Regions from separate parts of the Homo sapiens genome. Here region 2 is linked to region 1. The links are chromatin contacts, found by Hi-C or POLR2A ChIA-PET in ENCODE. All regions are on one chromosome and are shown on one strand. The core of a region is the stretch at or near the end of the contact, and the rest is flanking DNA. Distances in the headings are between cores, read along the strand shown.

Region 1 (6,435 bases), core at 1,329-3,828:
GGTGGGGAACATCACACACCAGGGCCTGTTGTGGGGTGGGGGGAGGGGGGAGGGATAGCATTAGGAGATATACCTAATATAAATGACGAGTTAATGGGTACAGCAGCAGCACACCAACATGGCACTTGTATACATATGTAACAAACTTGCACGTTGTACACATGTACCCTAGAACTTAAAAGTATAATTAAAAAAAAAATTAAACAAATCTTTCTCTACAGAAGATAATGATGCTAATAGCTATGTAACTTTCCAAACATGACATCACATTAATATAACAGGCTTAAACACCAGCTAGCAGGGGGAAAAAGTGAAACTACAATACTTACTGTTTACCAGTGAGACCCTACAGAATTCAGTGGAAATTTATATAAAAAGTAAATAAGGGATGTAGAAACCAACCTGCTCCTCTGCTATTCTTGAAGTATTCTGAAGTTTCACGATTGTTTTATTGAAAGCCTTTTGCATTTCTTCCATTTGTTTTCGGTACCTATGAAGTAAGAATTGGTCTAAATCAGCTTTAATTTCTTACTTATTCCACTTAGTAATGGAAACATACTTCTGATTTTGATATATGAGACAAATCTATTTTTCTGAAAGTGACTCTTATTCAGGCCTATGCAATACAATTCTATTTATCTTCTGCTATGTAAAATTTAGTAATTTCTGTGGTTCCCTTGGGATGCAGATGGAGGTAGGGAAAAGTAAGAGCAGGTATGGGGTAGCTAAGTGGGCATGTTACACATGAACACACACACACACATGATTAGCCAATTAATTCTATGTATGGATTAGAAAAATTTCCTACTTCAGATATAAGACTGCCTTGGTGACACCTTATTAGTGGCATTTCAATTTAAGAGATGTAAGAAAAGGTGGTGTTTCAGGAACTCTGGACACTTGTGCCTAGATGTTTGCAAAACGTTGGTAGAGAAGCCCTAAGGACAGACAATGGACACACAGAGGATAAAAAAAAGAGTAAATAGGTTTAAAAAGCCAGGCCTGGTGTCTTAATGAATTGGCACTGTCTCTGGCACTTAAAAGCAGAAATTATTACAACTAGAACTAGGATGCCGAGACCTGTTTAAAAGAGAGCAAACTGCAAATGTGCCCAATCATCCAGTTCAGTCCATCTCTGTCTTCACTTATCTAAACTCTTAAGTGATATCTGGTCAAATTCCACTAAAAGCTTTAAGGTCTATATACTATCATTTTTTTCCATGAGCCCTCTGGGAATCAAGCAGAAAAAGTGGCTAAAGTTAAGCAACCGAAAAAAGGTGAAAGTGAGTATAGATAATTCAAACTTGTTGCCAGCCTAATAAAAGTGTTTTGTCACTGGAAAGTACTTTTAAAATTAAAAACAAAAAATCAATTCATTAAGGCACTGATCAGCATTCAAGTAGCTTTCTTTCTCTCTCTTGCTAAAATTGCGCTTACCTCTATTATATCATGAGATAATTAAATCCTCTCCTGTAATCACAGGTCATACTCTATGCTGCTTAACTCACTGTGTGAAGCTGACTGTGCTAATTCATAATAAAGCTTACCTTTGGCTAAGCTCCTCCAGATAGCGACCACTGAGAGACATGTTAACTTCTAAGGCTTTAATACGATTATTAAGTCTCATAAATACTGACTCCTTTTGGTTTGATCCATGTACAAGATTTCCATTAGCATATCCTAGATCTGTAGAATTTTGCAATTCAGCATAAAAATCTGTAGCTGTCCTCTGTAACCCTCTCAAAAGGGCATCTTCTGGAGACTGTTCTTCTTCTTTTACTTCAGGTAATGAAGAAGAATCCACAACAGAAATCAAAGTTTGCTTTGCTGTGTCAGCTATATTCATTTTGGCTTCCCCATCTTCATTGTCGGGTACAGTGGCTGTATTTATTGGTGGCACTATTGTTTCAGACAGCTTTGTGAAAATTTGCATGGAGTTCACATCTTCTTTTATAATATTATCCATTAACTCATTAACTTTATTTGTTTCATAGGTAATAGATGGTTTCTCTATAGAACTAAAGCTCTCAGACTTTTGTTCTGTTTCATTATCGATCTCAACAGAACTCTCTTGGGGAATCACTGGTGATGGTATATGTCCTGCCTCATATTCAACAGACTCAGATACTTCTATTTTAGGCAAGGGATTGATTTCTGGGGTAATATCTAAAAGAAGAGACTGAGAAAGAGTTTGAGAATGGCTTGGTTCAAGTTCAACTGCATCTACAGTGTGATTCACCAAGTCATCCTGGTGCATACTACTACTTAAATCACCCAGAACAACAGTTTCAGCTTCCCTTTCTATATTCGTATTTTCCAATTCTCCACTCAGAGGTTGCAATACTGAAACATCTACTGATTCCGCAGGAAGTAGTAAGGGTGGTTGAGCTAACACAAGATAATCTTTTCCTTTACTCAAAGCAGTTCGGCTGCGCTGCCGATAAAGAGCAACTCTAACTGAACACCATTTATATATGTATTCTGAAAAACTAGAAATACAACAAATTGTGGTCAGTTCACTGCAAAATATTTGTGTCTCTGACTCAAACCAGGGTGATGATTCATCTTCCTGTTCACCGCTGCCCAGAAGGGTCACTGTAGATGGACTTGCCTCCTCTTCCTCCTCTTGAACTAACTGTACAATGGGACTCTCTTTTGGAGTATCTGGTGTTGACGGCTCCATGTCATGTGTGTGTACTTCAGTGGTTACATACCTAGAAATACATATATCATAATTATAAATCACTTACTTAGAAGTCTAAAGTTGAAATATGTTAAAGAAAAATAAATGTATCCATACAGAAGATAAAAGGTTGGAAATATAGAAGAAATTTGTTTTTGGATAAATGTTTCACCTACAAAACACTTTTATTATAAAAACAAATACTGCTCAGAAATGATAAGAGAAATACTATTTATCAAGTGACTAGCCAGATGACTCAAACCACCATATTTACCATATCAAACTTGCTTTCTTTTAATCTGTTTAAGAATTGTTTCTAAGTGAATACTTCCATTCACTGAATGTAGTGTTCCTTTCCTCTCATAAATATTCACTGAATCTTTACAAGCTTCACTATCCCTTACACATCAGAAATTAAGCCAACTAAGAGCTAGCTTAATAAACTAGCTTAAATAAGGTCCAGAGCTAAAACTAGAATCTAGGATTCTTAATATTTATGAGTGCACTTTGTACTTGAATACCCTATTTTCAAAAGGCAGCTAGGTTGGTCTCAAACATAATTTTTCTAAGAATGATTTGAGGAACTCCAATACAGCATTAAACACACAACGCACACACACACCTACACACATAGGATTATCTACTTTAAGGACAAGAAACATATCTCCCTTCCTAAAATAATTTTGCTATCATCTAGGCTAATCTTCTAAGCCAAATACCTAACCACTTTAATAACAATTCTGGCTTATGATATGCTAACAGTGCTGCTATTAAACTACTAGTGCCACTATTAATATTCTATCCCATTTTGAGGCTGTGGAGTATGTATGTGGCATACAGGAGAGTGGGGGGATGAAGCTTATGGGGACAGTGTTATAAATTATAATGCTTGTGATTCCTTCCAAGATAAAGATAGTTAATTACTGGGTGTAGCCTTATACATAAAAAGTCCAATATGAAAAAATATGGTAATTTCAATACCAAAAATAATTATGCTCAAACACACATTTTCCCATTCTGAAAAATTACTAAGCATGCCAGGAAATGTCTTCAAATAAAGACTAATGTCACAATAGCAAAGACAGAAGAAAGTAATAAAATAGTATCTATGATGTAGACTTTCATTTTGGTAGTAAAACAGTAAATGGACCAAATTAAAACATAATTAGACTACACTTCGGTAAATAAAAAGATATTTATAGCCATATATATTTAGTCTCTAATAATATTTCTTACATATTCAGGTAATATATTGCTTTTCTACCAAATAATTTATGACAGTAAAAACAAGTAATGTCTGAAGAAGGGGAGAGAGAAAAATTATATTGAATTTGGTAAAAAATACTGAATACAGATGTTATATCCCATCATACACACTGTAATCAGAAATATACTTTAAAAGTTTTTTCTCAAATTCACATGGCAAAACCTACTAAAACCTAGGAAAAGAAAATAAGTTGGCTTTCCGTAACTTTAACAGTGACATCCTATCATGGATTCCTTCATTTTCACATATTTGCTTCAAAAGATTACTTCAAAAGCATTAAAAAGAATTTAAGACAAACATGAAGAAATACTGAATAAGAAATTATGCAAAAATATCTATTAAAAAACTAATATGGAAAAATAAAAACTGCTACGTTAGCCTGTGACTACAGCTTTCAACAAATATTCCTACTTGTGCACATATGTGTATGAAAGTGTGTACATATATATATAAAAAACCAAATCAGTTTTATTTAGTTTTGAAAAATACGACATAGCGTGTTGTTAACTGAAGAAACCTAGTTACAAAATCAGGAACAGCAATCACAGCTCCACATAATTAGAAACACCAAGAATGTCTCTATCCCCAATAGATTTCTTAGGTCCTTTTCAGAATCAATAACACATACGCTATATTTTCTAATTACCCAATAAATATCTCCAGTAACTTTCAGGATTAACACAGGATAATATAATTTTCTCACTATGCCTTTCAAAGCATCAAAATATCATTTTTGAAATAGTATAGTTCTCAGGAATTGCAGTTCAAAGCATACCCACTGCAGGTCTCATTACATACTATCTTGAACTAAGTGGTTCATTTCAAATATCTTATACTCTTTAAGTAGAGTTGTTCTAAGATAAAGGACTTGCAAAGTTTTGTAGGGAGTGTATCTAATGAAATATACATAAATTAAGTCTACAATAACTACCTGATTATCCAAATCATTATAAGCTTATTATTTATTATAGGTAAGAAGTAGAGGTACCAACTAAAGTAACCACCTCTGGCAGAAAAGACAAAAAAGGTAAAAGATATATCTATTACCTATTTAGATACATCCCTGCCCAAAGTGTCCCCACTGCAACCTGGGGAAAGGCCTACATGATTCAGAGAAATGGAACAGTTAAGAGCTTGCTGTGTGGCAAATACATTATTCAAGAACCACTGCTCTAGGTATTTTGGTAGCTTTCTAGGGATACCACAGATCAATGCTTTTAAACTTGAACTTAATAAAAAAAAGGGGGGGCCTTTAAAATTTGTCCTCAAGCCTATACCTGCAGAGTAAGGTCAATTATTTCCAGTATGGAAAAGAGTCACTGTTGTGAATAATGAAAGTAATATATAATACCCCCCCCAAAAAAAGTTTGATCTGAATTATATTCCCAGTATGCATATACACTAATGGGAAGAAGCAACTCAGATTTTCTAAGTGGCCACAGAATGTCTATCCTATGATTCAGAGCTCTCTACAGGTAATCATTTCACACACAAATCACAAATTCCTTTTTTTATACTAATATACTTATCTCTCCATTGTAACAAAATTCTATTTAATATCACATTATAACTTACTCAGGAGATGGAACAGGAGTTGAAACAGGAGTTGATTCAGGCATTTTAGGTGCAGCTGTGGCAGTGGCATTCTCAGATATACTTTTATTTCCTATTTTAAGAAAGATGCCCAATGTTGAGTTCAATTTTAAAAGCTGTACCATGAAAATATTTTACTAAAACAAATTTCTTGGAAGAGAAGAAAAAAGCCAAATAGGTTTGCTACTGCAGACTTTTTCTTAAAAAATCAAAGTTCTTTTAGGAAGAAATGATCATATAAGATCACAAGTAATATATATCGTTTCTCAATTTCTCAGATAATTAAATCAAGTCAGGTGACTATGAATGTTGTGTAACCTTACGTGATTAATATGCCTTCTAGATACTGAAAGAGTTGTTAAATGAGAGGAAATAAATGAGTCATTTTAAGTGTTCACTTGGATCTAAGCATTTTTTAAAAAAACAAAAAGGCAAGACTGTTTCTTCTTGCCAAAAATATTATCATCTGTCATTCTCTAAGGAAAAGATGGCTTTCTAAATCAAGTAGCTATTTAACACATAAAAGAATAACATACTTGAAGTACCATTAGGACATCAAAATCTCGGTAAAGAGATAAGGAATAAAATCATTGCTATTAATATTAGAGCTAGGAGAAGTCAAAAGGCAAATTCATAAGTTTTATATAGACAGTATTCTTTTATAAAACAGAACTTGTGAAATTCAAATAAACAATGAATAATAAAGATTGGTAAGTTCCTCTGAATTATTTCTATATTTCTAAATGTAAACAATCAAATTTTCTTAACTCATTACTTGATTTTCCTAAATATAAGGATCCCTGGAGTACCAGCTATTTAAAAGACCCATAAAATGATTAGGTACCTTCTGTCAGGTCTTCAGTTTTTGCTCCCAGAATATTAGCAGCAATAT
Region 2 (6,435 bases), core at 1,523-4,022, 82 kb before region 1:
AAGATAAGGTAGAGGAGAGAGATTTGTAAGCTATTAAATGCTGTATGAGGCAGCAAAAAACTATGGCCAGTGTTTGCAACTTACCATATGGAGGATTTCAATTAAATCTAAGAAAGAATATCCTATAGTGTAATAATATAGTCCAGTGCAGAATGGGCTCCCTCATGTTTCACTGAGCCCCTTCTCCAGGAAGTTTTCAAGCAGAGGTTGTGTGGCCATCTGTTGGAAATGTGGCAAAGAGGACTTCCATCTTAGAAGGGAGGGCACCTAATATTATTTCTAATGATTACTTCTGAATCCAAGATCTGCGATGAGTGATATTTGGCAACTGGGGTGGCAGTTTCAGGTTTGGTACAAACTCAGTAATGTGTAGCAGGAAACAGAGTTCTCTGCCTCTATCACAGACTGTGCCTCCAACATGACAGCAGCAAAACCCCAACACAATAGAGTGGCACCAATATCCACCCAGAATACATGTTTATGCACACACATACGTTTACACACACATGTTAATTGGGCCAAAAATCAGAGAATTATCATTTCACCCACTCCCACATCCAGTCCATTAGCAAATCTAGTTAACTCTGGTATCAAAAGTACTTCTTAACCACTTTATTACATTCAACACCCTGGTTCAAGCCACCATGATCTCTCATCTAGGTTGCTGAAGTAGCCTTTTTACTAGTCTCCCAACTCAGTCTTGACCCACCACAGTCTGTTCTCCATAAGCAACTAGAATAGTCCTTTTACACTGTAAATTTGGTCATTTCACTCTCTGCTCTCGGTCCTCTAATGACTTTCCATCACACTTAGAATAAAATCCACACTGCTTTTCAAAGCTTCCAGGGCCCTACACCATTTGGTCCCTGAATACCTCTTCAATTTTGTTTCCTGCCAGCTCACTCCAATGTACAAAGCCTTTTGGTCTTAAGATTTTGCACTTGCAGTTTCTCTGCTTGGTGTGCTCTTTCCTAGATGTCCATGTGGCTTGTTCTTTCACGACTTGTCATACAAACATCCTTCTTCCATCACTCCCTACTGCCTTACCTTGTTTTTCTTTTTAGCACTTCCTACCACATGACTTATTAAATATTTATTTGCTTTTTTATTGTCTACCGTCTCTCCATTAAAATACAATGCTATAAGGGATTTCATTCATATGATTGTATCCACAGTACCTAAGGAAGTTTCTGGTAGACATTCAATAAACACTTGTTGAATGAGTAAATGAATGAATGAATTATACTATGAGTAAATGAATGAATGAATTATGCTATTTCAAATACTAGAATTTTTAATGGTATGCTTAAGGAGATATTTGTAGCAAATTTGGGGAATGGTGATGATGTCTAACACTCATTTTTAGGTGTAGTTTATTCTGTGTGTGTCATAAGGTAATGTGTCTCCATTGCCTCAAACCTTCAGTTAACTTTATGCACAGCAACTTGTGGTAGTAATGCCTGGAAGGCAATAAAGGCATTCCACAGTGGGAGTGTCAGGAATGCAGACAGCATATCCACTGCAGAAACCAGTGAAAGCCAGGAAACCTGCAATAATGTGGATTGCCCAAGGGAATAAGGGTCTACCCTGACATCCTCAAAAAACCTGAAGACTAAACTTTCCCCAGAATGTGAAATGAGGCTTATGTCATTCTATGGAGAATTAGAAGAAAAGAGTGATCCCTTAGGGCTGAAGGAACCTCCAAGTAGGGGAGGAGGAATATCTGCATTGCCCTTTTTCTGAAGATGTACCAGTCAGAACTCTGGAAAAATGTTTCCCAGTAAAGGGGAAGCTTTGGTAAAAGTGAAAAGTCATCACTGGGGTGAATCTTTCCTATCTTCTGGGTGAACCTGTAAGGACAGAATACCCACTTAGCTATCTACATTGCCAAGGCAGGTTGGCTTCCCAGTGAATCCCAAAGGTCCCTGGTACTGTCAATGACTATATTATTTCTAAATAGGATTTATTTCTGAACCCTCCTCCACAAAGAATGGGGTTCTAATCTCCTTTTTTAAGAATCACCTCATTCTGTCTTTGGATAATCCAAAACCTTGGGAAAGAAAAAAAAATCAGAATGCAAAAATTTATCTCTACAAACACAAGAACTTACCCAGACCCCTTAGAAAAATGTAACTCATTCAACATGTGGCCTTCACACTTCCTTAGATAAGGACCAGGGAAAGTCTAGGGCTTAACCCGCTGAGGAAATTTATACCATGGCTTTGGGAGAGGCAGGCAGCTTCTCTCACCAATTCTTCTCTTTCTATGAGCAACTGTTTCACGTAAGTCACACTCACAATGATGCCCCCACAATAGAGCTCTTTTCCTGTTAAGCTGTGGTAAGTCAAAACCTACTTCAGAGACGACAAAGTCACCACTTTGGGGGACTGAGAAAAGAGGTGAGTTTCATGTGTTTTTGGTTGCTTGAAAAGAAAAAAAAAAAAGAAAACCTCAAACTACTGAACTAGAAGCACCCTTTACGTATGTGTTTGTCTGGAGTGTTCTACTTTGGATTTAGCATTTCATAGAGGAACAATGCCAATCCAATTTTCAATAAACATATTTAAAAGTTTTTAATTTTTTACATTTCTTATGTTCCAACTGAGGTTAAAAAAAAATCAAAGTTCCAAACGGACAGTCAATATCTCTTCTCTGGAATCAGTGAAGCATAGCGAGCTACAATCCTACCTTCAGAAAGTCCCAGAGGCGTCCTAGTACAGCTCAGACTTAGGAAGATGAAAGTGCCAGTAGTATCACTACCAGCCGATGGCATCATGTCAGCTCAGAATGCCCAGCCCCTTTCCCACTTCCTCTGTGCTGTGGTACCATTATCTAGAAGGGTCCATTAGCAAAAGAATCATGGTCTAGCAAACTTCCTATGACCCTTTGGAACTGGCATACTTGATGGTTGAAGCCAAAAGAGGAAAGACAGGATGAGGAGGATTTCACCCTGAGGGCTAGAATACAGACCAGCATCCAGCCAAAGGAAAGGTAAATGTACCTATCAGACTTTCTCCAGGAAGCACCAGCTCAGGAACCTGACCCTCCAGAGCAGATGAATAAATACAAAAGTTTTAGGGAGAGCAGATGACACATTCCAAAGTGAAACTTTGGTTTTGTTCATTAATTTATTAGACAAGTATTTGAATATACTCTAAATGACAGTTTTACCTCTGGTGACCCAGCAGTTTTCCTTGTCTCTGCCCTAACTCCTGGTAATGCCAAGGACCAAATATATCCTTGTTGTTTTCCAATGCCATGAATTAGAATGCATTAGTTTTTTTCAATCTGTAACCTCAAAATACCACTGGATAATTTACTCAATGCTGGATAACCACTCACACACATTCAAGATGTGTCACTAATATAGATTCAGAGTACTCCTAAAAACATATGCACATATATAAGCCAAGAGACACCTGCCTTATAACTAAGGTCAACAAATATATATTGAGTTTCTAATGTGTGTCAAGCACTAGGTGAGTTTGTGTGGATGGAGTGGTAAACAAGGTTGAAAAAAACCCAAAAAACCTTGCTTTTGGAAATTTTATTCCAGTGGAAAAAAACAAATATTTTTAAAGTGGTCAAAATATATATAATCACAAGTTTTGGTAAGTACTAAGAAAGAAAAAAATAACCATAAAATAATGACAAAAGGAGGGGACTCTATTTAGGATACCTGAGGAGATGACACTTGAATGTCACATGAGAAACCTGAACCAGAGAAATTCTGGTGATGGAAATGGAGCCCATGTGCATGGAGACAGTCTGTCCAGATGTTTGTCTCTCCTGGGAAACGAGAAACGCAGTCAGAGCTGGGGATAGTGAGGGGTAAAACAAAAAGTTTTCACCTTGTTTGGTCTGGAAGATGCAGGTGGTTTGGTCTGGGTTGTCCATTAATGAAAGGGGATCTGCCCAGAGATTGCATAGTTCGTAAGTGGAAGAATGAAGGTTTTAATCTAAGTTTTTAGTCCAAAGTCTATGTCCTTTCCACTATGCCACTTCTCTGCCCCCAGGCAAAAACAAGTAACCATGACATCTATAGAAATTTGGATGAGTGTAACACTGGTCATAATATTGGTAATGGAAACTCTGGGAGGTGGAGAGCAAAGACAATGTATAGAGAGAAGGAAGGCCTGGAAAGATTTGCTTCATAGTTCTTCCCACCCCAATAAATTATTCTTTTTTTTTAGACAGAGTCTCACTCTGTTGCCACAGGCTGGAGTGCAGTGGCCCCTGATCTCAGATCACCACAAGCTCCGCCTCCTGGGTTCACGCCATTCTCCTGCCTCAGCCTCCCAAGTAGCTGGGACTACAGGCGCCCACCACCACGCCTAGCTAATTTTTTGTATTTTTTTTTAGTAGAGACGGGGTCTCACCATGTTAGCCAGGATGGTCTCAATCTCCCGACCTCGTGATCCACCGGCCTTGGCCTCCCAAAGTGCTGGGATTACAGGCATGAGCCACTGTGCCCAGCAATAAATTATTCTTAAAGATATGTGCATATATACATATAAAGATATGTACATACTTGAACAAATGTACATAGTGTTGGAAAAGATATATACATACTTGAACAAAGGTACATACTGTTGGAAATGATTTCATATACAGGGATAATTTGAGGATTTAGAGGAGAGAAGAAAATGTTAAAAAGGGACAAGGAAGGGAAGAGGAAAGGTGAGTCTAGCAGACAAGTGAAAATTGTCCTATTTCTCCACTGAGACCAGGTGGAAGGAAGAGATCATGCAGATGCAGGTGGAATTGTGTTTTTGTGTAGAAGAGAGTTGCATAGTGGGAGGAAGGCATGTGGTTGGTTTGCAAGAGGAAAAAATATAATGTTATTGACTCTATAAGTAAAGAAAAATGCTTAAGATTGAACTGAAGAAAAGTGCTAGACAATGTTGAATGACCACTGAGTTCATCAGTGTAAGGTAGAGGTTCTCAACCAGAGGCAACTTTGGCCCCCTCCACACCATGGGGACATTTCGCAATGTCTGGAGATATTTTTTGGTTGTCACATGTTTTGCGGGGGGGGGGATGCTCCTGGCATCTAGTTGGTAGAGAGAAAGGGTGCTGCTAAACATCCTACAGTGTACAGGACGACCTTATAGCAAGCAATTTTTCAGCTCAGAATGTCACAGATCCATGGTTGAGAAACTCCAAAGTAAAGTGATTTCATATTTATATATATATCATCTCTGCAAGACAATGTTAGGAAACAGTGATCCTCTCTGCGGGCAAAAATTGAGCCACTAGACAGGGTGGAACGAGGACTTATTTTTGTCATATATCCTTATGTATCTTTTAAAATTTGTACCATGTACATGTACTACCTATTCAAATCAATCAAAAAATAAAACTAAGTCAGTGACAGATCAATCATTGATTGATTTAAATTCATGTTAGATAAAAATAAACTAAAACTAGGCAGCCTGTTTGTGTAATTTTTGTCCAGCAACATCCAGCTTCTGGGATGACAGCTTAAAGAAAATAGGATTTTTGCAAGGGGAATACATTGGAGGAAGAGAGTATTTTGGAGTTGAGAGTCTTTCCAAGGTGCTGGTTGTCATGACAGATGATGACATTTATGCTGGACATAGAGAGAAGTGAAGACGTGGAAGGAGCTGATGTGTATATAAGAAAATAATAAAGTTTATTAATTAGAAGTCTCAATATTTTCAAAAATATTTTAGAAAAGAAAATGTTGGACCAATTCCGCTGGAATAATAGAAGATGATGTTGTGAAAATAAGACACCTAAAATCAAATTCCAAAGGAGTTACTATAATTTTTAATGATAACAAAGTCTAGGGAGAGCCCATGATAGTGAGTGGTTGAAGAAAATAGGAAAAGGCCGTTGTGAATGACAAGCATGAGAATACAAGAAACCAGGTGCTTAGATGGATCCCACAGATCAGTGGCCTCTGGAGAATGAAGTGGCTCTAATAGAGTGGCTTAGTAGTGGCAGACACTATTTTTTGATGTTCTATGTGTCTGATACTTTCAGCTCTTTTTTTGTTCAAGGAAGGTCAAGTGACCTAACCAGTGCTTACATAGGCAGTACGTGGAAGAACAAAGATTCAAATCTAAGTTTTTTAGTCCAAAATATGTGCCCTTTCCACTGTGCCATGGTTCTGCCTTCAGGAAAATATAATTTCTCATCAAATCTATGGAAAGTTGGCTAAGCTTAACATTGGTCATAATATTGGTAATGGAAACTCTGGGAGGTGAAGAGGAAAGAGAATATATAGAGAGAAGGAAGGCCTAGCAAAGGCAGAAAGATTTGATTCATAGTTCTTCTCACTCCAGTAAATTATTCTTAAAAGTGGTCTGATATCATAATGAATGAAGAAATCAAGGAGGAAAGAAATAATAAGCAAAAAATTCAAATATTAGTAAATTCTAAAAATTATTTGTATCCTAACATATACTT

Evidence for each region. A loop is a pair of places that touch in the nucleus more often than their neighbours do. ChIA-PET counts read pairs that join two places held with the same protein, here RNA polymerase II (POLR2A). Pooled maps may share reads with other maps.
Region 2: a pooled map shows a loop between it and region 1 (2.7-fold over the local background). The contact joins two enhancer-like sites. A Hi-C loop is called at or near these places in 7 of 50 pooled maps. POLR2A ChIA-PET finds 5 or more read pairs at or near these places in 3 of 52 experiments (BJ, H1 and activated T-cell).

Annotation. Positions count from the first base shown.
Region 1 is chr1:172,585,039-172,591,473 of GRCh38, reverse strand. It overlaps SUCO (SUN domain containing ossification factor), which reads right to left. Exons shown (of 24, transcript NM_014283.5): 16 at 6,388-6,435; 17 at 5,526-5,616; 18 at 1,548-2,714; 19 at 403-490. Among named protein-coding and RNA genes, the nearest start is that of SUCO, 55 kb to the right of the region's middle. Within about 2 kb of position 2,578, at least 6 of the 41 ENCODE cell types and tissues checked have a DNase peak (open chromatin) inside an H3K27ac peak, as active enhancers do.
Region 2 is chr1:172,666,853-172,673,287 of GRCh38, reverse strand. It overlaps FASLG (Fas ligand), which reads right to left. Exons shown (of 4, transcript NM_000639.3): 4 at 6,412-6,435. Among named protein-coding and RNA genes, the nearest start is that of FASLG, 11 kb to the right of the region's middle. Within about 2 kb of position 2,772, at least 3 of the 41 ENCODE cell types and tissues checked have a DNase peak (open chromatin) inside an H3K27ac peak, as active enhancers do.